Regions from separate parts of the Homo sapiens genome. Here region 2 is linked to region 1. Evidence: chromatin loops called from intact Hi-C (ENCODE). Cell type or tissue: heart left ventricle. All regions are shown on one strand. Links, peaks and the distances in the headings refer to the core of each region. The heading gives the core; the rest is flanking DNA.

Evidence for each region. A loop is a pair of places that touch in the nucleus more often than their neighbours do. Peaks named below come from ENCODE experiments on the same cell type or tissue, not always from the same donor. Only the 100,000 strongest peaks of a DNase experiment are listed, where the experiment ranks them.
Region 2: it touches region 1 in a loop (6-fold over the local background); 8 of 110 quality-filtered maps call a loop at or near these places.

Annotation. Positions count from the first base shown.
Region 1 is chr1:219,799,739-219,815,790 of GRCh38, reverse strand. The region is part of intron 2 of LOC105372926 (a long non-coding RNA gene); the gene reads left to right. Among named protein-coding and RNA genes, the nearest start is that of SLC30A10, 120 kb to the left of the region's middle. In heart left ventricle, for the core only: CTCF peaks have their summits at 10,168 and 10,369 (motif pointing right); no DNase peak of the experiment used is centred there.
Region 2 is chr1:219,296,997-219,313,048 of GRCh38, reverse strand. It overlaps a transcript of LYPLAL1 not described here. Among named protein-coding and RNA genes, the nearest start is that of LYPLAL1, 130 kb to the right of the region's middle. In heart left ventricle, for the core only: a CTCF peak has its summit at 8,597; no DNase peak of the experiment used is centred there; H3K4me3 peaks cover 460 bases; H3K27ac peaks cover 2,076 bases.

The DNA.
Region 1 (16,052 bases), core at 7,395-12,394:
CCTTACATAAGAAGTCTTGAGAATGAATGGGAGACACAGGGAATGTTTTGAGTCACTAGCCTTGTGAGGAGTGCCGTATTCATGATAAGAGGTGATTGCCACTCTCCCTTCGGGTAGCACAGGGGTTGATCTCCTTCCCCATCATCAAGTGAAGGGGTTCCCCACAATCCTGTGTAGAGATTGGGTGTGTCTGTGCAAGGCAGGGTCACTGGCATCTCATTCCTTAGGCATCAGACTTGCTGATCTGCCCCTGAGTACCAGAGAAAGGGAAGAGAATTGGAGGAAGACTACAGGGCTGCAGAAAGAGTACCACAATCAGCACAGCCACCAGTTAGTCTGGCAGGGGTCTGTGAGTCTCTAGTGGATAGAGTGGAACCTGCAGAGATGGCTGGGCTTGAGCCCTTTTGATGCTACTCCACTTGAGAGAGCTACACACAGGATAAGGGGACCCCATCAGCAAAGGGCTATGGGAGATGCAGCATGAATGACAGGATATGGGAGGATAGAAGAGGTGAGGCAAGAGTAGCATTTGCCATGTCAACAAAACATGTAGTCAGAAGGCCCCTTCAGTGCTCTCCAGTCAACATATTCATGAGCCTCACAAAAGAGTCAGCTTTGGATTCCTCCCCACGTGCCCAGCCTTAATGGCCAGTCAGGGTTGGCCAGAGAGAGAACTGCAATGACTCCAGTTAAGTAAGGAGCTGTTTGCTCTTCACCAATCTCCCGTATCTCACTTCCTTGTTTCCATCACCAAAGAATCCAGTCCTGAGCACAGAGGTGGTGCGGTAATGAAAGAGTGTCATCCTTCACTCTCCAAGTCCCTCAAGCCATAGGTCTGATTTGCAATGAGGGAGAGGAAAAGTTTTGAATCAAATATGAGTCCAGAGTTATTAACAGGATGGAACTGAATTTTAATAACTGAAAAGTTATGACACTTGTTCGAGGTGTTAAAGGATTTACTATTGAGTGGGGAAGGAAGATTTGACAGAGTGTGAATGAAAACAGCGATTAAAAAATTTTGTTTGTTTCCCACTGATATGAAATTCCAATTCCTCAATGCAATGGTTACAAAATAAATGCAAAACAGAGGGACTGGGCTGTAATGGTGGCAAGTACTTTTTCTTTCTTGCACAACATTTTGTTTTTTTCTAGACTTCATAAACTTGTCTTAATTATCGGTTTGCTTCAGTTTCTATTTACATATTACCAATTCGACCTCAACCATTTTTATCAATTGTCAAAATCTTCTTTCAGTCTGTTGGAGTACCTAATGTGTTCTATTACATGTACTTTGCTGAAGAAGTCTCATTTAGATCTCTTTCGACCTGTTTCAGTTTGAACTGGTTGCTCTCTGTGTCTGCTTCAGAGCTATCAGCTTGTGGTCTCCCAAGAATATTTTTCTGGGAATTTCCTTTTTTTTTTTTTAAATTTCACAATGATATACCTTATTTTGTGTCTCTTTCCATCTTCTTCTATTGTGCTGGGTGAGCACTTGATGAAAATGTATACTTTCCATCAGAAATTTGTGCCTTCCAGTTTGGGACTTATTTTTTCTCTTTTGGTGAATTATTTAGCCGATGATTCTAGTCATCTGTTTTCTGTGTTCTCTCTGAATTTATCTATGGATACTAAACTCCTTGGGTTGTACCTTAGATTTTCTTATGTGTTTTTTCCCCTTTCCATTGCTTTGAATTTTTGCTCTATTTTCTGGAAGATGATCATTAAGGTTTAAAACATTGAGGTGTTAAAATCAATTAATTAGGCTAACAATGTATTTTGGCAAGCATCCCCAAATTCCCTACACTTTGGAAGAGAAGGCTATCTGAAGAAGCCATTTAAGTTATTCTCCTGGTTCCAACCACATCTGTGTCCAAACAAATGGAAATAGCTTGAAATATTCTCTCTTTCTTTGACAGCCTCCAAAGGGAAGCATCATAGAACCTTTGGCTTATAAACATTTAGGGTTGAATGGAAAATTAGAGATTTATTATGATACTCTTTTAGCAGTTGAGGGGACTGAGACCCAGAATAGTAAAATGCCTCTCACAAGGTCACATGGCTGGTTTGTGGCAGAGCAGGAACTAAAATCCAGTGTTCTATATTTTAAGTTCAGTTTTCTTTGCAACATACCACATTATCACTCACAGTCCCTGTGGAAATTTCTTCCTTGCATCTAACTGAAATTCTTCACTGTGTGTTTGAATCCCAGTTTCCTACTGTCTTTACCAAGAGTGATGAGTGTTGGCCATTGTTCCTGGCAATAGAAAGTCTTTGTCTCTGTTAGCTGTATGTTATGTTTTCCTCTGCTGGGATGGGGCGATGTCCATTTCACATTTGCACTTCTCTGAAGTTAACAAGAAAGCTGAATAATAAAAGACAAAACTGGTAGTTACTGCTGTTTGCAGTAATTTCTCAAATACTTGCATTGAAACCAAGGTTAAGATCTGGTTCCCACATGCCTGTAGGTTTCATGCAGATGTCTCCTCTCAGGGAACAGACTTTTGCTTATTTCATAACTGGCTGAAGGCATTGTTTCCACCCTGCAAAACTCTCGCCAGGTGGACAATTCAACTGGGGTCCAGAACTTAAAATGGTAGCTTTGTCTAAGGCAATCCTTTCCCTACCACTCTGTGCCTTAGTTTTTACATTTATTGACATTCTACTAATTTTGAGTTGGGCTTTCTAAACCTGCATGCACTACCTCTGTGTATAAAAATAGAATTTGATATACTCATGCCTCCTCCTCTTACTTCCTCCTACCTCCATTTGGACCTTTTGCTGTTTAAAATATGCATGATCATTTAAAACCATGAGTGTATTCTTTGATAAATATTTTTAAAAGATTCTTGGCTCAAGAGTTGTTTTGTGTTGTTTTGGAACTGGGAAGGGATCGGGCTGCAATCCAGCACTCATTATTAGATGTTTTCTCTCTGATGTATGAAGACAGCTCAGGTGGCTGTAGCTCTGCATAACCACAAGAGGGCAAGAGAGTCTAAAGAATGAGAAGAGGACCCGCCACGGAAACAAACTCCTCTTTGTTCACCTAGAGGCCAAATCATCAGATGATCTGCAAAACCTGGCAACTCTCAAGAACAATAGAGGGGCATGTATTAAGTGACCAGCTTGCTAGTCAGACCATCCAGAGGAGAGCAGCAGACTGCTAGGTCCAAGATTTATAAGCTGCAATCTTTGGCTAGTCGGCTGACCTCTCTGAATCTTTTTCTCCTCTGTAGAAATGGGTATTGCCCATCAAGCACCTGCCTGTCTTCCTTCCAACTTTTCCCAGGGGTTGGTTCCAACGCCTAATGCCACGCTTTCTTCAATGCCAAATGTCACTCCGCTGAGAAACCTTCCAGATCCCCTCATCCTTGCTCTCATACTACTCTGCACTGACCTGATAGTCTTTCTCTGGTTGTGTTCTTATTATTTGTTTCCAAGTCTGCTTCCCTCATTTGACTAGAGCTCTTGCAGGGCAGCTACTGTGTATCTTTATACCTGGCGTTCAAGGAACTGTGGAATTCTAAGCATTTCTCTCCCTTCTTTTTTGCTCCCTCCCTTCCTTTATTCGTTTATACAGGTTTTTGTTCCAAGAATCAAGATAGGCATTAGGGAGGATGTGGTCCCTGCTCTCAGGATTACAGGTTAAATAATATTTTGGCTAAAACTCCCAGTATGAAAGAGTAAGCATAAGAGCCACATGATTAGTCATTGCACTTACTGAAATAAGCAAATGTTAGCATGATGTACAAAGGGAAGAGAAGACATATCTCATTTGGCACATACTGGGGCTCAGACCACTCTTGGCTGTAAATGTAAAAAAGATGTTTCCAAAGAAATATAAAAATATATACACAAGGAGGCTTGTTTTTCATTTAATTAGAAATGAGCAGGTGAAAGGGATTTAAAGTTCTCATAGGATTCAAAAATGCCAGAGAAGCGTGGAACTGTGCAAACTCACTGTGCTCAGTGAAGAATGGTGCAGTTAGTGGTCAAGAGTGGGGCTTTGGGGTTAGAGTGAGCCAGCTTCCTCACTTACCTACCTAGGAGGGCAGGCAAGGTGCCTCACCTTCCTAAGCCCCAGCTGTTTATTTGAAAAATGAATACGAAATAGGAGACAGTTGGCTAAAGATCAAGGGTAATGCCTGGCACATGAGGGACATGTCAGCTGTTATTGACTGTGATCATCCTTCTTTTTTGTAATTGACTTCACCACATTCAATAACTTTCCACAGTGAGGATGAGCCTTACAGGAGGTGCCTGAACATCCCAAGAATGGCAGCAGATTTTTCAGGGAAACAATCATTCTTATTTGGTTGGAGGATCTAACAACGCAGCTTTGGGAGCCCCAGTCCTGTAGTGTCCTCCCTTGGGCGTGAGAATAGAACCAACCAGGGTGGCTTGGTGTGTCACCAAGGTCTGATGCTGCCCTTCCCACATTCTAACTCATTATGAGTCAATCATCCATTAATGCATCTGAACAAATTAGCTCTGATTTATAATTTTATCTTGGGAGGTGGCGGAGTCCCATAAACTGCTTTACTGCTTCGCTGATGATCATTTGAGCCAAGGGAAACAAAGGAAGAAAAGAATGAGATTTAAGCACAAGTTTTAATCACATTCCACATATAGAAATGCAACAAGTAAGCCAGCCTTTGGAAATGGCCATTATCACAAATGTATTGTGTGTCTGAGGCTTTGCAAATGTCTCTGCTAGGACAGTATGATTGCAGAGGTGCATGGAGGTTAAATACAACTTCAGAGCAGCCTCACAGTGCCTTGTATGGCTGACATGCCTTTAGATGCCCTGTGGCTTTCCAGGCAGGAAAGGGGACCCAGTAGATGTGCTGAGGTTTTCACACCTATCGCAGGCTTCTTAGTGTGAATGTGGAGCTTACCAGGGCTAGCTCTTGCAGGCTGCAATTTCCAGATAACTGGAAGTTACACAGTGATGGTGGCCATTGGTTATTCTGATTATTACAAAGAATCAGGAAAGATATTATTTACTCTTTTATTGGATTTTCCAACATATGGCAGGGTTGGGTGTGTTGCTCTCTCATCTCCAATAACGAATCGGCTTTCTCTTGGCCAGCAACTCTTGTGCGTAGGAGGCTGAATGCCTTGTTCTCTTGGGAAAGATAGACTTAGCTGCCAGGATGAGGAATCCAGCTACGCCTGGACAGGGTGGGGTCTCCAGAGAGCAATGTGAGGGAGAGGGAGGGATTGAACAAGAAGACCTGGGCTCTGGTAAAGTTAACTTTTTAATATTTACTAGGGAGCCTAGAGTTTCAGTTGATAACTGCGTGATGTGTTTGCACCAAGTGAGCCAAATGACATCCCAGAAAGCTGTGTGAGAGAAGGCTTTGCAGTAATTCAAACATAGAAAAGGACCTGGAGTATTCAGACACCACATAGTGCCCAGTGCTACAGGCTTGGGATAGCAAAAGAACCTGTACTGCGGATTCATTCATGACTTCATTTCAGCACAATGACATTATCAGGAACATTAAATTAGTGTAACTGATGTGAATTTTATTTATAAAGTTTATTTTCATTTATAGTTACATGTTTTGATTAATATATGTACCTGTTTAGGTAAGGTCATGATAATAATAATTTAAGTAAACACTAGGAAATTACAAGGTTTTTTTTTTTTAAATGAGTTCATGCATTACTCATGTTTCAGAAAGGCTAAATTAAAGAATATTTAAAAGGGTATTTTTCTGTATCAACGTTCAATCAGAAATAGAGATCCAGTATGAGTGACATGGAATAGGGGGTTTATTATTCGATCTCATGCAACTGTGGGAGCTGGTGAAGAAGTCTAAGGAAGACTGTTATCCTTTTGTCTGGTCTGATGGCGAACCTGAAGTTGCTGTACCTCTGCAGAGCTGGCAGCTGGGGAATAATAAGCTGGGCATGAAATAGCACAGAAGACAAAGAACAAACACAACTGAGAGGACAATCTGGAACCTACGACCATCCCCTACCACCTCCAAACCTGATATGCAGAACCTGAAGCAGGAAATGCGGTGGCGGCTGGTACAGCTGCAGGTTTGGCTGCAGGCTTACACTGACAGGGTGATCCCACAGATTTGCTACAACAGCCACTGGTACCTACATCCACCTTCAGAACATAATGGCTGCTACTTCACTTTTGCCCTCTGAATCTCAGGCAAACTTCTCTTGAGGTTAACCCTAACCTGCACCAACTGTAGGAGGGAGTGTTGGGAATCTTAGCTCAAGGTTAGTTAAGTGGATACAGTACAATGCCATTGCAATGATTTAATTTCAGCTATTTCTGGGATGAGTGTTTAAGCAGAATCTATAACACAGCATATATTCACTTAATTCTTATTGAATGAATAAATGATTTGATGAACAATATTGAGGTTCAATTAGTCTCACGTCTTGATGATCCCAATTTTTCAGTTTAGCAGAGGGTTTGGCATGTAGTTCATGCTCAGTGAATATTTGTTGACTGTTACTGAATGGTGTGGCAGGAAGAGCAATGGTGCAATGGTTAGCCAATCATGAGGCTTCAGGGTGGTCCCAGTTGGCTACTACTTCACTGTGGGGTCCTAGAGCAAATCACGCCAGCTCTGTGGCCTTGGTTTGGTCTAAGGGACTGAGATGAAATAATCTCTATGTAACCCTTTTGCTCAGAAGTTTCACAGTTCAGAGAGTTTATCAGATTGCTTATAAATGGTGGGGGGGTGGAATATTTCACAAACTGAGCATTTGGAATGAGAGTTAGAGAATGTGAGTGATCATTAAGCAAAGCAGGACTGGGCGGGGCCCGTTGGGAGCCCTGGAATCCATCAGTCTGCAGGGAGACCTACCTGGAGGGTGCTTGATTAGAAGAAGAAGGATAGGTGCAGACGGGAGTTGCAAGGGAACTCGGGGCCAACTTTGCCTGTTGGAAAAATTGTGCCTCAGCTAGCTCTGCTCCATAAAGCACGATCTGACTCGATTCAAGTCTGGCTTCTAAATCGTGTTAGTTTTTCTGCAGAGCTAATTCTCTGCAGAGCAGAGATCTTTGTCCCATAGCAAGTGGCAGTGTCTTCTGAGATTCCCAGGCTTCCTAGGACACAGAGCCTTGCCTTGAAAAGCCTTCTTTCTTGGTTTGGGCACTGATTTCTTCTATCTGTCCTAATTCTGCCAGTTGCTTTCATGCATATGCTATTTGAGCTGAGCTTGGCTGATGGTTCTAAATTTTTAGATGAAAATGGTGTAGAAAGTCCTTTTTTTTTTTTTTTCAAATATGTGAGATAATTTGTAGTCTTTTGAGCATGAGACAAGAAAAATCTCCAGCTTAGGCCATGGTAAATGATAAAAAGTCATGGTAAACTCATTCCTGTTTTAGACGGAATAACCATTTCCTTATGCATACCCCACCCTGGCCACCTCCCAGGACCTCAGATGCATGAGGTCCAATTCAAGCTAAATTTAACAGTTTATCTAGAACTTAAAGTCAGTCAACAGCTATTTACTGAGCATCTACAATGTTGTTTGGCTAAGTAGGTGCTGGAAGAATCCTGAAACATAATTAAACATAATACTTTCAAAGAACTAATCATCTTCTTGGAAATAGAACAAACACATGAACAATTAAGAAATGAATGTGCATGACAGGTGGCTCCAAACATGGTGGACTCTAGGGGAGGGCTTTACAAATCTATGTGATTCACAGAAGAATTTTCTTTTACATGATGGGCATGGAACGAGGCTTGTAACAATTGTCAAAAAACAGGAGAGTTGTTCCAAGCTGGAGATGGGAATGACAAAGAGGTGATAAGAAGACATGAAAGGAGGACAGAGGAGAAGTAGATAGAATGTTAGATCGATACAGAGTAGGACTTCTGTATGTTTTTTCTCTTCTTAACATTAAAATATTAAGACTTTATTTTTAAGAGTAGTTTGAGGCTCACAGCAAAACTGGATAGAAATTCTACTGTTTCCACTTACCCCCTGTCCTCACACACCCATGACTTCCCCCACTATTGACATGTCACACCACAGTGGCACAACATTTGTAAGTTTCTGTGCTCATCTTTCCTTGATATTGTTAGACTCTTTTTTTAAATTTATTTTTTACTTTTTAGACAGAGCCTTGCCCCGTTGCCCAGGCTAGGGTGCAGTGGTGTGATCTCAGCTCAATGCAACTTCTGCCTCCTGGGTTCAAGCGATTCTTCTGCTTCAGCCTCCTGAGTAGCTGGGATTACAGGTGCGTGACACAATGCCTGGCTAATTTTTGTATTTTTAGTAGAGCCAGGGTTTTGCCATGCTGGCCAGGCTGGTCTTGAACTCCTGACCTCAGGTGATCCACCCGCCTTGGGCTTCCAAAATGCTGGGATTATAGGCATGAGCCACCGCACCTGGCCCAGATAGACTCTTTTAAGACAAGATGCTAAACTGGAGTTTAGGTATTACCTGGCACAATCCCAGTTTCGAGATATGAGCCTCTGTTTTTGGAGGATATTTTCTGAAGAACTATTGTCCGAGATAACCAGTTTAGATTAGGAATCTAGGCTGAGAACCAAATTCCTAAAGCCCATTCTATTTTTCTGGTGCAGACCCATACATCTTGCCTCTTTCCCTTCTAGCAGCTCAACGTCTATAGGTTAGTGCTCTAAAAGAACTTCACAGGTGGCAGAACTGAAAAAAAAAGCCTTTTTTCCCTCTCATAAAAATACCTCTTTACTTTATGCCTTTCCATCATCTCATGTAGCTTTCCAAAAAATGAAACACGTACATAAAGACCAACTACACTCAAAATGCTGAGTGGGTCAGGGAGAGACTGGGATCTTGATCATTAACCAAGGCTCTGTGGAGGAATTAAGTTGTTTGACTTGTAGCTCCAGGCTTGGTGAATTAGGTAGTATTTCATTTCAATCCTTTGTAGGATTCAGGCTGCCAATATCTAGGCTTTGAAGTGGTTTCCCCCTCCTATGATGTAACTGGATTCCCTTTGCTCGGCCTGAAGAGGCGTTCTTATACTCCTTTTCCCCAAACTAGTCACCAGTGGTTTGCCAGGCTGTGAGTCTGATGTGACTTCTCCTCTGGTTTCCAGCAATTCTCCCCCAAAGTCTATATTTCCTGCCCTAGATAATTTAAGAAATGAAGATTGCAATACATTCTGCCTGTATGTGTGTGCTTGTGTGCATTTGGTCGGGGGTGGGTACTGGGCTGGTAGCAAGTGCTGCAAATTTCAACCCTCAGAATTTAACTCTTCCAACTCAACTGGGATTTAAGAGTGACTCTACTAACTCTATTTCTTTGTTTTGGGCCATCCACACCAGCACAGGCTTTACTGACTCTTCAATTTCCATTAGAGGAGCGTTGCCTTACCCATTTTTTGGTTGTTCATTGAAGAAAATGGGTATTTTATTGGAATCATAGAATGTCTTCACTCCAAAATCTTTCCAGAAGTTAACAGATTGATATTTCGTCGATCTACTCATTTTCCATGTCGTGAGAAATAGTTTGTATTGAGGCTTTTCTGAGAGATAGAGGCAGGCTCTCTATAAGTCACTTTCACTTTGAGTAAAGGCCCCGCCACCAGAAAGCTGTGTGTTGGGATGTATTTTGCCTCTTGCATAGATGTATTCACTGACTTTCACCATTGTAGTATGTCTCTAGCCAACACTGAGAGGCATGTAGGGGCAACTGTGTGAAACTTACTTTATTTACTGTAAGAAAGCTTTTGAAACATTGCCCTTCATCATACATTGTCTTTCTTAAACCAGGAAAATAACAAAAACAAACAAGTAAATAAAGATTCTATCATGTCTCAAATATGGTTTTTCTAAAGTGTGGTTTCTTAAGAGGAACAATTTCATAGCAGATATAAAATCTCATTGTATCAGTTCCTGCTGATTTAAAAGTTATAGTAGTTTGTACCTATGATTTTGATCTCAGATCAAACTGGCTTTTAAAATTTTATTTTTATTAATTAATTAATAATTTTTTTTTTTAGAGATAGGGTCTTGCTCTGTTGCCCAGGCTGGAGCATAGTGGTGCAGTCTCAGTTCACTGCAGCCTTGAACTCCTGGGCTTAAGAAATCCTCCTGCTTTGGCCTCCCAAAGCGCTGGGATTACAGGCATGAGAAACCACATCCAGCCTGATTTTGATCTTAATGTAAGCATGACATATTTTGTAACTTAAGCTCATGGTACCTTCTTTTGTCAAAAAGTCTTTGGCTGGTTCATAATTATGGCCTTAATTTACTGCATTTAACCTACAGATGCTCGTTTGTTTAGTGGCTTATAAAATGGTCTGGGGAAAGTAAACGGTATTTATTGGAAATGTTTTTGCAATTTGGAGGTTAAATCGTGTTTCTTCTATCAACTCAAATTATTCTGTCTAGGTCTCTTCACACTAGGTGGCAGAAGTGGCTCGTGGAGGAGTCTAATTTCTTGACACGTGATTTTGATTGCTCCTGGGGGGCAGGGGCACTGAGGGGAGAGGTAAGTCAGTTACTTATAATGGACACTGAGATGTCTTTCTCTGGTGAAGTGAGCAAATGTGTGGCTTGGGGGATTGTCTCTGATTCCGAACCTGTAGCCCCACCCATCTTTCTGTCTCTATTGTTGCATCCAAGAGACAGAGGTGAGGGCAGGGAGAGAGAAAGAGCACCTTCATTTTTCCTTATATTAAAGTAACCAGAATCACATTTAATAAACCACAAGAGAGATGAGAAGTTACAAGCTGTTATGCACCCTGAATTGACCTGCCTCTGATGAGCTACAGGAGACAGTCGTCTGTCGTGGCCCATGGGTCTCTTGATTGTGTTGATGGATACCAGGTTAGCAGTGTTCCTGCTTGGAATTCTGCTCACATGTTGCTTTTGGACCATTTCAGTTGTTTAGTCAGCACAGTGAGAGAGCATGAGAATTGGGTAGGGGGGTGCTGCAGCCTTCTTTGATACGGTCTTGTTTTGGGCAAGTTACTTAATCTTCCTAATAAAAAAGTTTCCTCATCTGTAAAATGGAGATGATAATAGTACTTTATAGTGTGTCTTTGAGAATTAAAGGAGATAATACATGTAAAGTGTTTAGCACATGGTAAGTAGATAATATATGTTTGTCATTGTTTTTTGATCAAGTCAAACTCTATAAATGAACTTTAGTTTCATAACTTATAAGATGATAGTTTTGAATAATAGATCTGTCATGTTGTTAGCCTTCAAAGTTTAAAAACCTGTGTACAATGTGTGCACTGTCTATGTCATTTCTATATCACTCATAGGGCCTCGCACCTGGATGTGCACACAATAGTTAATCATGCTATTAAGTGCTTATTGAATTCTGGATAAATAGAGAACATAAGGAACTATGCTTCTAACATGATTTATTTTACATATAAGAAGATAGTTAGAACAGAAGTAATATAGTCCGTTTGTTCCTTCTTGATCATTCATTTAATCATTATATTTAAAATAATGAACATTAATGCACCAAACCATTACTACACCCTAGGAACTGAGCAAAAGGCAGCAGGTATAGAAAGCAAAGGTAGAACAAGTTTCATGTCCTCAATGACCTGACTTCTGGGTAGGGAGACAGAGAAATGTAATATGGTGCCAAAAAACCTAAGTCTGCACAGATTCCACTGGAGCCAAGGGTGAATGAGCTTGTTGTATTAGCAATTGCAAGCTGTTTGATGTAGCTAGTGTGTAGGGTGCTTTGGGGGGTGTTCAGAGATGAGGCTGCTTACCAACATTTTCTAGGGTCTAAACTGTGCACGCACTGTTTGAAATGTAGATGTACCACATTTGAAATGTAGATGTACGTAAAGTTCAGCATTTTAAATTAATGAAAAAATATTGACTTTAACAATTGTTCTGAAACTTCTCTATGGTAGAAATGGTAACAACTATACTGCATTGTACAACTCATAGAACTTAGACATTATCTCATTTGATTAATCATAATAATAGTATATTTCATTTAATGAGCCTATATTATTTACTAGGTACTATGTTTGACACATAACATATGTTATCTCATTTATTCTTAATTAGAACCCTTTCTATCAGGAGCCCAAGTTTACCAATAAAGGGTGTAAGTTAGGAAGAACCAGCTTAAGCTCTGTGAGAGCAGAGATCATGTCTATTCATCTATCCCTCTATCTGGCATGCTGCCTGGCACCTAGTAGGAGTTTAAGTGATGTTTATTGACTGAGTAGATAATATGACTTTTTCAGGTAAAACTAGTAACTAATGGAGACAAATAGGAAGGTACTGGATTTTGACAATTTAGTTCGACATGATCATGGTTAGTGGAAGTCCACTTTTTTTGTGATGTAGGAGAGATTCAAACTCAGTTTATGTCCTTTTAGCCATAGATCCTTGCTGGAAAGAAATGCAATCTTGGTCATCAATTGCTTTTCATTTGTCAAGGATGTTGACTCTGGTGAGACAGTCCTTAACTGTGCAGGACAGGCTATCAGTAATTACGTTTTTGAGGAGTCAAAAGTTATTTGTGCATTTTTGACTGCATGGGGCGTTGGTGCACCTAACCCCTTGTGTTCAAGTGTCAAGTGTATTGTTTCTGAGAAACCTTTCTTTTCATTCTTAGTTTGATCCAATAGCCTCTAGTCAAAGGTGCTGTATTATTGTTTCAGCTTCTGGTCTTGGGGTCATTTTGGTTGAGGAAAGGTCACCAAATTTTGGGAATGACTTCATGACTGAAGAACATTTTTGAGACTTTTGAGTTTGCTCCCTTTCAAAACAATGTTTTTCTCTTTAATGAACTTAACTGAATAATTCAGCCAACAGTTTCTGATAGCTTACTCTGTGTTAGGTCCTATGATGGGTGCTGAGGATACAAAGATGGTAAGACACAGCTCTTGCTTTCAAGGATAAAAGGGGGAGACAAACTTGTAGACAGATTACTTTTGTATTCAGTGTGTTTGAGACCCTCATTGGGAGAACATGAAAGGCCTATGGATGCACAAAAGAAGCAGAAATGGAGGCCATTGTTGGCTTCCCAGCATCAGCAACTTGAGGCTAATGGGAGGTAAAGGTGGGGAAGAACTTGTAGGAGGGGCAAAACCATCTACTGGCTATGAATGGGTGAGAAGGCTCAAGTTGCACCAGCAGTAATCTGATACCTCTGCCTCATCATTTTGATGGGCCAACAGCTCCCCAGATTTTAGAACCAGATTAACACTGCACGTATTATTTTTGTCTCTTTCATATTCATCAGCTGAAAGAATGCAAGTCCTCATTGACTTGGATGGCTCTCAGGTGGAGAAGCTGAAGCTTACCCTTTCTTCTTCCATTCATGGTCCACTGATGTATGGCACCTCTAACGGTTGTCCTTGGTCTAGGCTCTGAGATGCTGATTTATCTTTGGCCATTAATCTTTTTTTTTTCTCTCTCTCTTTTGAGACAGAGTCTCACTTGCTCTATCGCTCAGGCTGGAGTGCAGTAGGGCAATCATAACTCACTGCAGCCTTGAACTCCTGGGCTCAAGCGATCCTCCCACCTTAGCCTCCTATGTAGTTGGGACTACAGGTGCACACCACCATGCCTGGCTAATTTTTAAACTTTATTTTAGGTAGAGACCGGGTCTCACTATGTTTCCCAGGCTGGTCTCCAACTTCTGGCCTCAAGTGATCCTCCCGTCTCGCCCTCCCAAAGCACTGGGATTACTGGCATGAGCTGCTGTGCCCAGCCTGGCTATAAATCTTCAATCTGTTGTATTACTAATTCTTCCTTTAATCTCCTTTTCCCCAGTTTTCTCCCTTTGTGTTTATTTTGTTCTCTCAGTGAGTACATAACTGAGATTATCTCTATTTATTCTAAGAATTTGGTAAAAACGTTAATGCAAACTTAAGTACAAAAACTGCTGGGCAGAACTGATTATCTACACCTGCTATCAGAGAGTGAGGGAATCCCTGGAGAAGCAGGGGTGCTATCACACAGTTAACAATCTGAGCAAGTCTCATCTCTTGAACCCCAAATTTAGTTTAGTTTACCAGACAGAATCCATGACTGCTCATCAACATAATAGACCAATGGTAAGTATGAGGATGCCAGATAACAATTTGTCTCATGATTAGAAGCTAAGGGCAGGTAGCAGCCATTCAGCAACCCTGAAATGACAAAGTTAGGGAATTGGGTTTTGAAAATGAGTCACCCAAACATTTTCTTTCCAAACATCTGCAGGTTGTTAGCCTGATTTATTTTGAATTAAAAAATCTTTTTGAGCTGGCTGACAGCTTATTTTAATTCCCAGCTGTTAAAATGTTTCAGCAATTGGAATTAGGGGCCGTGCCATTGCTTTTGATGTGGCGGGAGCCAGTTCAGCGCTCAGGTACACTTGGGGGACCTGCCCCTTCTCATCATGGCCCTCTATAGTTTTATTTCCTTCTGTTTAAGAGCTTGGTGCTTTGAGTTCTTTGTTTACGATCTATTTGCTTGGGTCTTATAGAACTGGTGGCCAAGGGAGTTTAGCTCATATTCCAGGATGTGGTGGCTTTTATCCAGCACACAGTGCTTTGTTGCTGTCTTAGATTCCTTCTGTGACAAGTTGGGGGATAAACAAATAAATAAATAAGTGTATATTTAATTAATATTGCCGCCTCCTTTCCCAAAATATGCTGAAGTAAACTTTCTACCCAAAGCAGTGGTTCTTATAAATGTTTTCAAGATTTTTATGCAGATTGTTGTCTTGGTAAAGGCTCATTTTCCCTGGTTTTGAACGAATGCCTCTCTTTTTTGTTGTGATTTTGGATAGGGGATCTGGGGACCTAGTCTCCTCTATCCTGATGCCACTTACCACAAACAGCTGACACCGCTACCAGCATCTATCATGACCACCACCAAGGAGCTGGTCCTGGCCACCCCTGACTCCTGTGGAATGCTGTCTGATCATTACTATTCCTTTTAATGCCTGATTTCCCCAAGGAATTATCTACACTAGCTGCTTTCCCTCTTCAGCTTCTCTTTATGCCTCAGTTTTTTCATTCTGTTTGTGGCTCATTCTATGCTTCTGTTGACACTGGGCTCTCAAAGGTCATTCATGGCTTTTTTTTCTTTCTTTCTTTTTTTTTTTTTCCCGAACATGTTTTTTAGAGCATGCTTTCAATTAGAAAAGTAGTATGGCTTATAATATAACATTTAGAAAACACAGACAAATGTAAAGAAAAAACATTCATGATCCTGTTTTCTAAAAATAATTATTTATAACATCTAGTTTACCTCCACTTGGACATTTTATTTGCATATGGGCATATATTCAAAAAATTGAGCTCCATGAGATTTGTAGTATTCATTCTTTTTCAATATCATGAGCACTCAGACCACTGGAAAATCCTCATGAACCATGCTTTAAGCATTCATGGCTTTTTAATTGGATCTCAGTCTTTTTGTTACTTGATTTCTTTGCTTATTTCATGACCTCCATGTATCTGCATTAAGGGAAATTATAAAACCAAAGCCTAGAATGACATAATGGGACATTCAATATTAGAGTAAAGATTTATGACTTTATTCAGTGGGCACCAAGAAATCCAATCCTGTTTTTTAAGCTGTAAAATGAAGCATCAGATTAATACAAAGATGAAAAAATGAATAGAAGAGACCATTATGAAGATGGTCACAATAGTCTAGGTGGAGATAGGTATTGAAAGTATTAATTAGAATAATAATACAGAGAATCTAATGTAAAGCAAAGTTTGGAGAAGCATTGAAAGAGTCAAATAGATAAGATCAGGGGAATGATAAAATATGTAGAGGGAAAGTGGAAGGAGAGAGATGCCTTTCTCTAATTATGTTCTTCAGTTTTGACTTTCATGTTTCTATTCCTGTTCTCTCTTTTTGTAGTATCCTTTTTTGGTCATCTCTTTTCATTGAAATCTACACTTTATTTTAAGTTCCGGGGTATACACGTGCGGGATGTGCAGGTTTTTTACGAAGGTAAATGTGTGTCATAGTGGTTTGCTGCACCTATCAACCCATCATCTAGGTATTCAGCCCAGCATGCATTAGCTATTTCCCTGATGCTCTCCCACCCTGCGCACTCCCCGCCCTAGCAGGCCCCAG
Region 2 (16,052 bases), core at 6,499-11,498, 500 kb after region 1:
TAAGGCATAGTCACAATAACCTACAATACTATAACCTATAATACTAAACAGAAAAAGAGATGTTAGAAGACAGGAATCATTGAAGTGTGACTGTATTATTAGTATCATCATTCATAATCATTGTAAGGACTATTATCGGTAGTTGTAGTCACAGTGATAAGACTTCTGGTTAGTAAGCTGTCACTTCAGTGCTTCCTCTCTACATCTCTGGAGGGCCCACCAATAGACCAGGAGAAGAGGAACTGCTACCTTCTCTAACGCAGCCTATCGCCTTCAGGTACAAATTCAGCCCAATACCACCTGAAGTCATATGCTTTGACTGTTGTTAGATTTGGGACAAAAATCCCGAGGAGCACTGAAAAAACAGACAAGGTGCCCACAAAAATGCTTTAGAAGAAAGAGGTAGAGAGCCCCTAGTTGCCTTCTCTTTCATGATAGTACTCTTGAAGCTGTGCCGATGAACTGTGCCCCAAGAAAATCTTTCTCCCATACTCAGGTTCTACTGGGCACTCCCAGCCCCAAGGGCTCCCTGGCGTGGTTTCCCCAGGGGTCTGCCTGTATCCTCATGCAGCTGCTCATTGGACACAGCCTTCACTGAGACCTCCTCAACTCCAAAAATGATGTGATATGTGTGTTTTGGTTTTGTTTTGAGGGAGAGGAGGAAAGGAGGCACAAAGAGCCTAGGACAAAGGGTGTGCTTGATCTAAAGAAACAGGGAAAGGAATACTTGAGGTCCCTGGCAAAATTTCAAAGTGAAGTTTATCCAAGCTGTCCTCTCACTCATTCCTCTACAGCCCCTGACCCTCTCCCACCTCTCTGCAGCCCTCACTTGCCCAGCTCTCCTCAGAAGTCCAGTGCCCTCCTTCCTCCTGCAATATGTCCTTCTCCTCAACTTCCCAAGGCACCAAACTTGGGAAAGCACCTTTCCCAAACTGTCCAATGCACCAGCATTCATTCTTCCTCTTTCCTTTCACATCACAAGCTTCTTCCTTTTACAGCAGCTTGGCAAGTGCTCAGAAAGCAGAATGATTAGAGTAATTCAAACAAAAATAAGAAGATTCCACTGTAACCTTCCAACGGGTTTCCTGGATCACACAATATATATTTTTAATGTATAGAATTCAAAATATTATTGGTGAAAAATTTTTATTGGTTAGCAGCAGGAAACCTGTTATTAAAAGCATTCTATGTATTTAGCCAACACTATTTTAATAGAAAGTTACATGAAATATAGAAAAGAAAAAATGCACAGCACCAGGTACAAAATCAGTGCTTAAGAAATGTTTGTTGGATTATGCGTATATTCAAATTCTCACCATTAATATCTGATGTCCTGGTGGTATAATCATGATGCATTTCTTTAACTATGAGAAAGATTAAATGTATTTAAGCCTTTTATCTTGTTTAAAATCTGTATTAGGGAACTACTATATCCAAAACACCATGCTAGGTTGTGAAAAGAGAATGATAGAAAGATGAAAAAGACATGGTGTCCACCTTAAAAAAAAAAAAAACACCTACAACATAGAAGGGAAGGCAAGCCAACGTGTAAATGACATCAAAGATTGGGATTGGTGTTGGTATGGGGGGAATAATGCTGATATTGTTCCTACCAAGAATATTTGTTCCATAGTTCCAAGCAAATATGTTCATACTGCTGACAAATGTCATTCCAGAAAAGTAGATTGATTGCTAATCAGGAATCTGTAGATTACAGCATCCAACACAGTCCATGCATGTTCACACTTCACCATTTTTCAGGTGATATTGCTGCATCTCACAATTTTTAAACTTCAAGAACATATATTGCATTTCTCACTTCCTATTTTCCATTCCATGACTGAAAGATAAAGGTTGTGGTTAAGCACAAACTCCATGTCCAGACTCAGGGAGAAAGAAAAAAAAAAAAAACTCTTAGACTAGATAACTAAGGAAAAAACATTTTCTGCAATAATTTTATATGATGAATAAGACTACAGGGTGGGTAATGTAGAATGGATAAACCAAAATGATAGAATGGATAAGCCAAAGACAATGAAAGTGAATATTTAATCTCTCTCCCTATGAGCCAGGAACTGTGCTAAATGCTTCACCTTCATCAACACTTTTCTTACTTCTCAGCAATCCTTAGACAGTGGAACTATTTTCACTTTACCAAGGAATTGGAGGCTACTAAGAGTTAAATTTTCCAAGAGAAGATAGAGAACATGTAGTTGAACTGAGATGCTAATTCAGGATTTTCTGGCAGCAAAATCCATTTTCTTAACCAGTTTCCTACATGTATTGTTCGTTTTTCCCATAGGGGTAAGGGATATACACTCATGAAAAAATGAAAATCATGAAGACAAATTTTATTTCACTTCACTTTTTTCTCAAGACTGCCATTATTTCATTTCCCCCCTACTCTATAATTCATAGCATGGCCTTTGCTTTTAGTTGATCTGAGTCACAAAATGTGCTTTGAAGTCCAAGCTTAGACAAAGTGAGATAAGGGCAGGCTCCAACCATCCTCAAAGCGTTCCCATTTTGTTTATTTTACTCACAGGCCTTGATCTTTTGATCTGTTTGTTCCTGCTTTCAGGACACTTGAGTGCTTGCTTATGGCATGTCTTCCAACTCAAATCAGCTATTCAAACCCACAAATTCCAATCTGGGCTCTTGTGAGTTAAGGTTCCCAGGTTCTTGGAAAGCCATGGGGACCTCAGATAGGGAGCAGGCAGGGCTGACTGCATGTGAGAAAATGAGGGAGTAAAAACTATTGGATTTATTATTCATCACCCCCATAAATAGGTACAATGTTTTTGTACCTTGAAAACAGTCAAAAACATTCCCTCCCTTTCAGTGTGTGTCACTTTGATCTTCTCAACAACACAGGGAGGAGTGTTATAATCTCACTTTGGTTTATAGATGAGGTAACAGACTTGGAGTGTTCACTCCATCAGTAAATAGCAAAGCTGAGGCTCAGTCTCAGATCTTCCAACCCCTAATAATATTATTTCCCAGAGAGCACACTATCACTACCTTTTAAATGCTAAATTTTATCTTCATTAAATAAGAAATGTAACCAGTTCAGTGTCAATGAGGGCAACTTAAGTAGATCAAAACTAAGACTGGGATTCCAACTCACTTACCATTTTGGTTTCTGTGACTTCTAGTCACTGACATGACAACACATGGTAGTAACTGGGTTCTAACAAGCTAAGATATAAGTCCTGTGTCTTGAGATGAATATTGTATTAGTCCATTTTCATGCTGCTGATAAAGACATACCTGAGACTGGGAAGAAAAAGAGGTTTAATTGAACTTACAGTTCCACATGGCTGGGGAGGCCTCAGAATCATGGCAGAAGGCAAAAGGCATTTCTTACATGGTGAAGGCGACAGAAAATGAGGAAGATGCAAAAGCAGAAACCCCTGATGAAATCATCAGATCTCATGAGATTTATTCACAACCACGAGAAGAGTATGGGGGACACCTCCTCCATGATTCAAATTTTCTCCCCCGGGTTCCTCCCACAACACATGGGAATTATGGGAGTACAGTTCAAGATGAGATATGGGTGGGGACACAGAGACAAAGCATATCATTCAGCCCCAGCCCCACCAAATCTCATGTCCTCACATTTCAAAACCAATTATGCCTTCCCAACAGTCCCCCAAAGTCTTAACTCATTTCAGCATTGACCCAAAAGTCCACAGTCCAAAGTCTCATCAGAGACAAGGCAAATCCCTTCTGCCTACTAGCCTGTAAAATGGAAAGCAAGCTAGTTACTTCCTAGATACAATGGGGGTACACAGGTATTGGGTAAATACAGCCATTCCAGATGGGAGAAACTGGCCATAACAAAGGGGTTTTGCAAAACAAAGGGCTCATGAAAGTCTCATGCAAGGCTCATGCAAGTCTCAAATCCAGTGGGGCAGTCAAATTTGAAAGCTCCAAAATGATCGCCCTTGACTCCAGGTCTCACATCCAGGTCAGCTGATGCAAGAGGTGGGTTCCCATGGTCTTGGGCAATTCCGCCCCTGTGGCTTTGCAGCGTGTAGCCTCCCTCCTGGCTGGTTTCACAGGCTGATGTTGAGTATCTGCAGCTTTCCCAGGTGTGCAGTGCAAGCTGCAGGTAGACCAACCATTCTGGGGTCTGGAGAACGCTGGCTCTCTTCTCACAGCTCTACTAGGCAGTGCCCCAGCAGGGACTCTGTGTGGGGGCTCCAACCCCTCATTTCCCTTCTGTACTGCTCTAGCAGAGGTTCTCTGTGAGAGCCCTACTCCTGCAGCAAACTTCTGCCTGGGCATCCAGGTGTTTCCATACATCTTCTGAAATCTAGGCAAAGGTTCCCAAAACCCAATTCTTGACTTCTGTTCACCTGCAGGCTCAAAATCATGTGGAAGCTGCCATGGCTTGAGGCTTGCACCCTCTGAAGCCTCAAACCGAGCTCTACGTTGGCGCCTTCCAGCCATGGCTGGAGCAGCTGAGACACAGGGCACCAAGTCCCTAGACTGCACACAGCATGGGGGCCCTCGGCCCTGCCAACAAGACCATTATTTCCTCCTAGACCTCTGGGTCTGTGATGGGAGAGGCTGTTGCAAAGGTCTCTGACATGCTCTGAGACATTTTTCCCATTATCTTGGGGATTAAAATTCAGCTCCTCATTACTTATGCAAATATCTGGAGCCAGCTTGAATTTCTTCTCATAAAATGGGATTTTCTTTTCTATCACATTGTCAGGCTGCAAATTTTCCAAACTTTTATATTATGCTTCCCTTTTAAAACTGAATGCCTTTAACAGCACCCAAGTCACCTCTTGAATGCTTTGCTGCTTAGAAATTTCTTCCACTAGATACCCTAAATCATCTCTCTCAAGTTCAAAGTTCCATAAATCTCTAGGGCAGGGGCCAAATGCCACCAGTCTCTTCATTAAACATAACAAGAATCACCTTTGCTCCAGTTCACAACAAGTTCCTCATATCCATCTGAGACCACCTCAGCCTGGATTTCATTGTCCATATCATTATCAGTATTTTTGTCAAAGCCATTCAACAAGTCTCTAGGAAGTTCCAAACTTTCTCACATTTTCCTGTCTGATTTCATGCTGCTGATAAAGACATACCCAAGACTGGGAAGAAAAAAGGTTTAATTGGACTTACAGTTCCATATGGCTGGGGAGCCTCAGAATCATTGTGGGAGGTGAAAGGCACTTCTTACATGGCGGCGGCAAGAAAAAATAAGGAGGAAGCAAAAGCAGAAACCGCTGATAAAACCATCAGATCTCATGAGACTTGTTCACTACCATGAGAAGAGTATGGGGAAAACTGCCTCCATGATTCAAACTATCTCCCATTGTGTCCCTCCCACAACACTTGGGGATTATAGGAGTACAATTCAGGATGAGATTTGGGTGGGGACACAGAGCCAAACCATATCAAATATTAACAATGAAATCAGATGTTATTGACATGTATCTTGTCCTCTAATGTTCTCAACTTTGCTCTAATTCTAATGATGCTGCTTATTAATTAGGCAATTTCAGCCATCAACAACTAAGGTTACAAAATAGCCACACTACCCATATCTCAGTGGCTTAACAAAATGCAAATTTATTTTTTGGTCCTATAAAATCCAAAATGAGTATTCCTAATCAGCTCTCTTCTAGTTGATGCAGGGACTTGGGTTTGGAAGAAACCATCTCACATTCCACCATCTTCAATTCATGGCTAATGTCACCACTGAACAGAAAAGAGTGTGAAATCTTGTGTGGGAGATCGTTATAAGCCACACCTAAAAGGGGTATATGTGAAGACTCAGTCACAAGCAAGACAGTCGGGAAACGCAGTCAAGCTGCATTCTAAGTAGAAAGAAGAAATGAATTTGTGACCAGCTAGTTTTCTCTGCCACATACTTCCATTGCTCAAGAGCTATTTGGAATTCCCATTTTAAAGTTACTTTCAAAGTCAGTTTATGATCCTATAAGAAAAATAAGGGATGAGATGATTATATATATATATATACATATATATATATATATATGTATGTGTATATATATCATTTGGAATACATGTGGCCAAAAATTGTATTACCAGCTTATCAACTAATGTATTCATTGAGTTTGGCCTCTGCATCAATAAGGGTTTTCCGGAGAAACAGGACCAATAGGAGATTTACTTTCTATCTCTATCTATCTGTCTGTCTGTCTGTCTGTCTATCTATCTATCTATCTATCTATCTATCTATCTATCTATATCTATCTATGCATCTGTCTATGTATCTATCTATCTATCTATCTATCTATCTATCTATCTATCTATCTATGCATCTGTCTGTCTACCTACCTACCTATATATCTTAAGGATTTGGCTCACATAATTATGGAGGATGACAAGCCCCAATATCTACATAAGCAAGCTGAAGACCTAGGAGAGGTGATGGTGTAACTCCAGTCCAAGTCTAATAGGCTGGAGACCCAGGAAGAGCCAGTGCTTTCCTTCAAGTCCAAAGGAAAAAAATATAAAAAACTTATGTCCCATGTTGATATGCAGAAGGAATTCTTTCTTACTAGACTTTATGTTCTATTAAGGTCTTCAACTAATTGGATGACACCCACCCAAATTAGGGATGGCAGTGTGCTTTACTCATTCTACTGATTCAAATGTTAATCTCATCCAGAAACTCACTCACAGACACACTAGAATAATCATAAACCAAATACCTGGGCTCCCTGTGGCTCAGTCATATTGACACAAAATTAACCATCAGAGCTCCCAATAACCTTTGGTTACTTATAAAATTTATTGTTTACAAGTTACATATCTGACAGCATTAGGAAACCAGAGAATGCAATGCATTTGTTGAAGACAATTTCCAAAGAGATTTTCCAAAAGTATTTTGGACTTGGCCTCTCAAAGTCTACACTCAAGAAGATACCATTCATATGTATATATTTATATGTTCTGTATGATTGATGTGAACTAAATTACATGTATGGAGTTCATTGTCTGTTAGAAAACGCTAGTAGTAGCTGAGACTTTCAGAGTGTCAAAGATAAGATTACTTTTCATGTAACCTGAGATAACCTGGACAAATGAAATATCTTTAATCTGGAAATGGGAGAATACTGTCAACATTCCTGGGTTAAATCATAAAATACCGCATAAACAAAATGGAAGTATTGTAGTTCAGAGTTGATAGTGATGATGAAGCTGGTGGTGTTGGAAGAAAGAGGTTGTTTTGCCAAGGACATATATGGATCCTCATTTCCCCTCCAATTTTAGATTTCTCTCAGCAGAGGAATCAGCCTTGTATTTCTTTCATATTCTCACAGCACCTGGTACAGCACCCAACACAGAGTAAGTGGTCAACAAATTTCTGTTTGTAAACGATAGGGTTTTCAACAGATACCCAATGCCCTGAATATCACTTTCTGCCATTGTGCCATTATCCTGTTCAATCAAGTTGCGTGCATCAGTTTAAGACATGCACTGTTATTTCAGTGTTTTACATCAGCCATTATAGGCTTCACAATAATTTTATGGAGTCCTTGGAAGTATCATCCAATTTTGTGACCCCAAAACATCCTTTATAGATAAATGAATAGTCTTGAGGGGGAGGCATCTTCGGCTGTTTTTTTCTTCAGTATGTCTCTTTTCTAACTTCTGCATAACTTTCCATCCAGGCTAAAGACTTATGAAAACAGCACCTTATATGCTTCCTACACCAATTACAGAGTACTCTACACCCTGAAAGAAAGGGAGTATATTTGTGTCTAGAGCTCCTGATGGGTTAACTACCCATGTTACATGTCATATCTCATCACCTGGCATTCCAGATAGTCTAACATTTTTCTTTTGTGATCTCTCCTTATAAGGCTTGTACCTTTCATCTCCACACTGTAAATTCTGGTCCTTCCCATTCCTAATTTCTTGAGCCACAGTCCATGTAAGAACAGACTGTGGTCCCCTCAGTGACATGGCACAACTTAGCCTAGTAGGTTGAGGGATATGCCGAACCAGTGAGTAATGTCTGGGAACTCTTTGGCTGACGTCCTCCTGTGCAAGGACAAATTTGCATTCTCACAAGTTCTCAGAATGTTTCTCCTTTAGGAACAATATCTGACACTGGAATTTTTGAAACCTGCAGTACTGTGTCAAGCCAAGCCTCTTTGCCGATAGGAAAAATGAAAGCCAATTTTGTTCTTCATTCCTGCGACTCGTTTATTGTGCTATGACCTTGTGTAGACTAGCCTTTAATTCCCTCAGAGATCTGTGTAGACGACTTGGCATCTCAATATGTGTTTTCATGGCAATCTAGGGTCTGGTGCCTTTCCTACCCTCCACAGCCACCATTTAGTGATCACTCCTTGGACTTCTGCCTCACTTACTTTCACTACACAATTTAGAACTTAATTATACACGACTTTATATTTTTGGACTCTTGTTTCCCAGTCTTCACTGCTAATTTGTTAAAGGAATGGATTATATTTTATGCCTCTTCTGAATCCCACCCAAAGCACCTAGCATCCTGCTCTAAGTAATCTAAGAGTCACTCACTAAATAGATGCCATGACGATGAAATCATACGAATGGCTTTTGATGACATACCAGATCTTACACATTCAAATGAATGCTTTCCTTGGCAAGACTGCCACCTGGCAGGCTACCCACATATGCCAGTGATGTTATCAATGCTCAAAATAATTTTTCAGTGACTCTGTCTGCTTGAATTAAACTGAGCATCTTGGATAATTATTTAATATTTGTTATTTAGCATCTACTATAAATGCATGGCACTGTTTTTAGTGGGTACCACAAATATATTAAGATATGATTTCCTGGTCTCAGACCTTTTGCAGTTTTATGTATAGGGTCAGAAAAGGTTGTGACAGCAATTTTACAAGGTAAAATCTGGCAAATATCATATGGGAGGTATAAAGGATTATAGGGATCAGAGAGAGAGAAGGTAATTTACAGCTGAGCCTAAAGGGGACATACATCTTCAATCTTTATGTTTGTAAATCATTGTAAATATTTATTAGATAATTGTTTTGGTCTTAAGCAACAACTAAAAACTATTTAGAACTAGTTAGGGAATAAGTTATGTAAATAATTGGGTAATACTGTTAAAAATTGCAATGGAGCAATAAATCATATCCCTAGGTTGGAAACTTGTTTTGAAGGGAACTGTTTCTTCAAACAGAAAAACATAGTAGCCACCCGAGCCAATCAGGTATCATAAGATACCTATGATGTCATTCACACCTGTCTGCCATCTAATTTTTGACCATTCATCTCCATGTGCCATTTGTATTTGTTTCCTCATTTGTAAAAGTAAAGAACATAAGCCAGACCAAAGGTTTTCAGCGGAATTATGAAAACATCCAGGAGTTATGGGCTTCCCTATGAGATTTCACTTGAATAAATATATGGCAATAAAATAGTATTTGAGAATTGCTAGACTTCATCACTGTTGAGTTCTCTCACAGCTCACATGTTCTATGATCTGCACATAGTAGATGAGCTCCAACCACCAGTAACACTGGGTGACAAGAAACAACCAATTGCCTGCTGCAGATCATCTGCTCCATGGCCAAAATGTCTTGGGGATTCCCAAGCCCCAGGCACAACCCTGCTTATCTGTCACTAGCTCTCCTGTCACCTGGTTTTATTTCCCTCAGAGTAGTCATGACTCTTAAATTATTTATTAATCTACATTTGTATTGTTTTTATTACCCACTAGACTATAAGATAATCCATGAAAGCAAAAAACTTGTCTATTTAGTTTATAGCTATGTCTTGAGTAACTAGATCAGTGCCTGGAACATTGTAAACATCCAATACATTGTTGTTGAAAACAAACGCACAAATAAATAAATGAATTGATTGATTAATTATTAATATTTCATGATTTAAGATTCAAGGGAAGACCTAGGGAAGATAATAAAATATAAAAATCAATTCAATAAAGAGATAGTGGAGCATTTTCTATACTTCTGGAAATGTGTGAGGTACTGAGAATACAGAGTGAATAGACCTATTTTTGGTGAGCTCATAGTCTATTTTGTGAAACAAAGCAGGAATGCAGGGAGGACTGTATACAGGAGAATAATAATAAAACATGACAGCATATCAAGAAAGATCTCAAAGATCCCACCAACGAGTGGTGAATGGCTAATGCATGTAATGCATTAGGCATTTAGAGGAAGCAGAGGAATTCCTGTGAGCTGGAATGACCTAGAAGATCTTCAAAGAGGAGAAAAACATCAAGAATAGAAGGATGTGAAAAAGTGGGCATCCCAGACAAAGATTGGAGGTGAAAAAGGGAAAGGGACAATCTGACTGGAGAGAAAAGAAACTAACTCTTAATGAGAACCTAAGGTGTGCCCCACACTAGGCAATGTATGTTTGGATACCTTTCTCATGTGTCCTCCACACGTTCCTGCAAGGTGAAAAATATTATGTTTATTCCATAAATGAAAAAAAATTGAGACTCAGAGAGATATGGAAACTTGCCTAGATTCACAACCTCTCTGTAGTGATGAAGCCAGGATTTGCACCCAGATCAGTTTCATTCTGAGGACCGTGCTCCTCCTACACCTCACCAACATAAGGAGCTTCTGGGCTGTGGAAAGCAGGGGTGGAGAGGGGAATAGTGAAAAATAAGGCTGAAATTAACTTACTGTTAGAATATGCTCAGGGCCTGGAGTGGTATTCTATACTATAAGACCAGTGAAGGTAATGAAAATACTTGCCCAGAAGAGTGACTCTTGGAAAATACTAATTTAGGCAATGTAATCTGAATGGATGGAGAGAGATAGAAGCAAGATCAGTTAACAGTTATTGAAGCACCTCTGAGCTGAGGTAAGTACAAATGAAGTAGAAAGAAATAAGTATAATAGATGGACCTACATTTAAGAATTGTAGAATAATAGGATCATCACAGGGAGAAAGTCAGGAAGCATGTGCACCCTTAACACTGCTGGCAATGCTGCCTTGCTATGCACACCCCTTTTTGCTTGTTCCAGAAGTTCCTTTTTCTAATTAGAGCCCCTACCCCCAGTTCTCTCTCTCTCTCTCTTTTTCATTCTGTCTTTTCTTTGTTTTTGCTTATCTGTATCATGTATTTTTTAAAAAATTCAAAACAAATATGAACTATTGTAAAATCAAAAAGGAATTTGAGAAGGGAGAATTAGTTACTGGCCACTTTTTGCAAGTGATAAAAAAGAGAGGCATTTAAAATATATCAGGTATCAAAAATGAGAAAAAGAATTAAAATGTACATTTAAAAATAACTGTTAGTTAAAAATAGGAGAGTATAGAAGAGCTTTTCAGAGTTGTAAAATTTTTAAAGAATCTTATTGAATAGGGTTATGTTATATTTTCTGGGGGGCAATTGAGTAACTGAAGTTAAGATACACATTTATTTATAAATTAGAAATAAAAGCACTTGTCTTTTTCCATGTCTCAGAAACACTACAAGATTAAGAGGTATAATGCAAATAAAATTACTTTGGATTTTTTTGTGGTTTATTGAAAAATATTTTACAATAAAAGCATGGTCTAAATAGAATTGCAAATAAACTTACATTTTTCCCATGCTCTATAATCACAAATTCCTTTTATTCTAGTACAATTTTTCTTCTATATAGTTCTTATTTCTAGATAGCTTGAAATTTGGAAAGCCCAATTATGCTCCCTCACATGTTTATATGTCAGACATGAGCTTCACCATTCTGTACCATAATTACGTCTTTTTGTACCTGTTTTCTTAGATTACTGTGAATACCTTGGGGAAAAGTATGTGTTTATTTATTTTGTATCTCTTTTGCCTTGAATAAATAGGATGCTCAACCAATAAGCTTAATGAGTAGATTTATGTAATGTAATTCATGCTGTGGAATTTTACTGCTGAAGAATAAATAATGTTGAATCGTTATTGAAAAGACAACCCATTTTGATTTCATGTATGCCAACCAGTAAAATATGAATATTCTTTTTTTTTTTTAGAGGTGGAGTCTTGCTATGTTGTCCAGGCTGGTCTCGAATTCCTGGGCTTAAGTGATCCTGTCATCTAGGCCTCCTGAGTAGCTGGGACTGCAGGTGCATGCCACCACTACTGAAAATATAAATATTCTTGAAAAGAGGAAGCAAACTTTGAAATATCTAAAAGATAATTTCCATCACTGGCTAATTCTGAACTCTCAGGACATTAGGAAATGTTAGGATAGGCCGGGCACGGTGGCTCACTCCTGTAATCCCAGCACTTAGGGAGGCCGAGACAGGCGGATCCCGAGGTCAGGAGATTGAGACCATCTTGGCTAACACAGTGAAACCCCGTCTCTACTAAAAATACAAAAAAATTAGCCAGGCATGGTGGCAGGTGCCTGTAGTCCCAGCTACTCAGGAGGCTGAGGCAGGAGAATGGCGTGAACCCAGGAGGCAGAGCTTGCAGTGAGCCCAGAATGCGCCACTGCACTCCAGCCTGGGCGACAGAGCGAGACTCCATCTCAAAAAAAAAAAAAAAAAAAAAAGTTAGGATAAAGAATCTCATAGGTTCACAAAGCGTCCCCCCTTTTTTCCCTCTTTTATAAATCTCTTTTCCACCTGTTCATGGGCCATAAGTAAAAATTTTTAAAAATTGACAGGAAAGATAAATTCTATTTAAAAATAACCATTATTTTCACAAGACAATCATGCTTCTTCATGTAAATGCCCCAAAAGATAATAATTTAACCATACTTTTCCTTATGATTGTATTTGTATACAAATACTGAATATAGGCCAGGCACAGTGGCTCACACCTGTATCCCATCACTTTGGGAGGCCGAGGTGGGAGGATCCCTTGAGCCAAGGAGTTTGAGACCAGCCTGGGGAACATAGATATACCTTGTCCCTGCAAAAACTAAACATATTAGGTGGGCATAGTGGCACTTGCCTGTAGACCCTGCTACTCAAGAGGCTGAGGTGGGATGGGAAGATAGCCTGAGCCCAGGAGACTATGGGTGCAGTTAGCTGTGATTGTACCACTGCACTCCAACCTGGGTGACAGAGCGAGACTCTGTCTCAAATATATATATTTCAGCAAGCCTATAACAGTGTTTGCTCACCCTGGTAGGTTGAGTCCCACATTGGCTGCTTCCGACTGGTTATCTGAGGAAACACTTCATACATACCTATGTGTGTGTGCATATATATGTACAACCAAAAAAATCAGCTTCAAGAAAAAACTAGTCAGCTTCAAGTAAGTGAAAATTTTAGGGCAAGTGGTAGGTAGTGATAACATTTTCCCTTCAGGCCATTCTGAACCATTGATATATTTTGCACATGTGGCTCCAGTCTTCATGTTTTCCCATCTAAACTTAGGCCAGCTCATGAAAGGGCAACACTCTACAGTGGGAAGAGAACCAACTTTACAGTCAGACATTCCTGGACTCGAGTTGCTGCCGCTCCACTATTTAAAAGTTGCAAGTCCTTGGACAAATCACTTCACCTTTCTGATTTGAACTTTCCCCATCTGTCCAATGGGGATGACTCAACACCACCCCGTTACCTATTAGGCTCTCGGTAAACACCAGTATTCATGCTCTCACTTCCTCCACACCTAAACCTCTTCCAAAAAAACACAGATATCTCTTTGAGTCTGTTATTTCATATGATACCTTCTTTTTTTAAACTTTCCCGTGGTTTCCAAAACCAAATGTATGTGATAATACATAGTACATATTACTACTATGTAATAACCGGTAACAGTGTTTGCTCGCCCTGGTAGGTTGAGTCCCACATTGGCTGCTTCCAATTGGTTATCTGTGGAAACACTTTATCCTTTTATAAGGGTGAATCTAGAGTGCACTGAGTAATGCATAATAAAATTAGTTTTGGGGGTAAGGAACCAAGTTTAAAAGACAAAAAAAAAAAAAAAAAGCTGGGGGAGGGCAGATAAGCACAGTAAAATAATCTCCAATGACTTCATTGTGAAGTAATGACTTTTACCAAATAACTGCATTGTAGTTTTATCTTTCCAACCAAGATTGTGTTAATGCTCTAAAATTAAGTCTCTTGTGAAAGTTATCTGGAATTTCTCAACGAGTTTTTAAAGGGGTTTTATTTTTTCATTGGAGGTCATGCCTCAAGAATTTGTAGGAATTCCGCCTGGAAAGTAATAATCAGTGGAAACTGGCAGTCAAAGCTAATTTATATTACTCTTCCAGATAAAAATTCCTTCCGTCTTAGACCTGCATTTCAAAAAAGATTATTATCACTCTGGAGAGAATACATCAGTGTAGAAAAAAGAAAGAATGACCTCAAGGATGTCTTCACTGCCTCTGTGCAACTCCAGGTCTGCTTCTTTTTAAACCTCCTTTTAAAAATCCTCTCTTTTGAAATGTTTTGAGGATATTCAAAGCCAGGAGATGTGTCAGAGGCCTGCCTGGCGAGAACTCTCAAAATGATGTTCCCTAATTTGCCTGTTGTGGGAGTTCATGAGACATCTTGGGTGGTGGGAAAAAGACAGAACTAGGAAATATGGGGGAGAGAGAGGTTCAGTAACTGCCCTAAGAGGAAGAAGGTGGTTTTCATATATTCTCATTCCCTTAGTGGCTAGAGGGATTGGCTATGCTCAAATCAGAGCCTCAGCGCCTCCTTTAGTGGTCGTGTTTTCATATGCATAACACATTTGTGAGGTTCCATGCTTAATGAAGAAGCCTTGGCTTTTAAAATGAAAGACCTAAATGTATTTTATTTTATTTTATTTTTGAGACAGGGTCTTACTCCAGCACCGAGGCTGGAGTGTAGTGGCTGTATCTCGGCTCACTGCAGCCTTGACCTCCCAGGTTCAGGTGATTCTCCCACCTCAGCCTCTCAAGTAGCTGGGACTACAGGTGCACACCACCATGCCTGACAAATTTTTATGTTTTTAGTAGAGATGAGGTTTCGCCATGTTACCCACGCTGGTCTCAAACTCTTGGGCTCAAGGAATCCACCCCACTTAGCCTCCCAAAATGCTGGGATTACAGGCATGAGCCACCCATTCAGGCCAGTAGATCTAAATTTAAATTTCAAGTTCTCCAATTACTAGTTCCTTCATTTACAAGTTACTTAACCTCTCTGAGTCTCTATCTATAAAATGGGTTTTATAGAATTGTTAAGGGGAGTAAGGTAGTTGTTCTGTGTAAAACATGCAGCTCAGTGTTTGAATGACTAAAGGTTTGTTGTGTTAGTGTTTTACCAACTAAAAGTTTGTTGGTAAAACAAATGAATAAATACATGTTAGTTCCTTCTACCCTCTTTATCGCTTCCAGAGAATCTGGGAAATGTCAACTCCAATGTAAATAACTTGCAGTCTGTTCAAGGATCCAACCAATGAAGTACAAATGCACTAGTACTCTCTTTAGTAATTTTGAAAATGTTTTTGAATCAATACCAATAAAAATCCACAAAAGAGATATGCCAAATGATGATTTGTATGACTAAATCAGACATTCAGAAGCCTTACCCATTTCTCAAGACTAAGAGCCTATACCTAAGTGGCTAAGAATAACTTTTCAGAACCACTTTTTATTCACAGGATTTCAATCTGAGACACTGCCCAAAACAGACACAGCATCAAAACCAAATGGCCTGCCTTTGTTTTTAAATCATCTGAGATACGTGTAGTGGGTCAGACTCACCAAACTTCCAGCATTCAACAGAGCAAAACTGAACAGAGGAAGTATTCTATTTACTAAGAATTCAATCAGTCTTATTGAAATATTTAAAAGTTGGACCAAAATGTACAAGCATCATAAATACAGTTTGTACAATTCCAAAAAGCATCTATCTGGGACAAAGCCATTGTTAATCCTATGTGTTTTTGTCAGTGGGTAGGTAATTCTTTAACAGTAGAAACAGAAGACAGATTTGCTTCCAATTGTGAGCTCATTCCTAAGGTCGCAACTGAAAGCTGAAAGAGAAACAGAGTCCAAAATAAACATCAGTTTGGACTATAAAGAATTTCTCTCTGAGGGTGCCCAGGTTTATATGAAGGAATTCCACCTCAAACAAGGAGAAATCTAACTCACTTTTCCCAG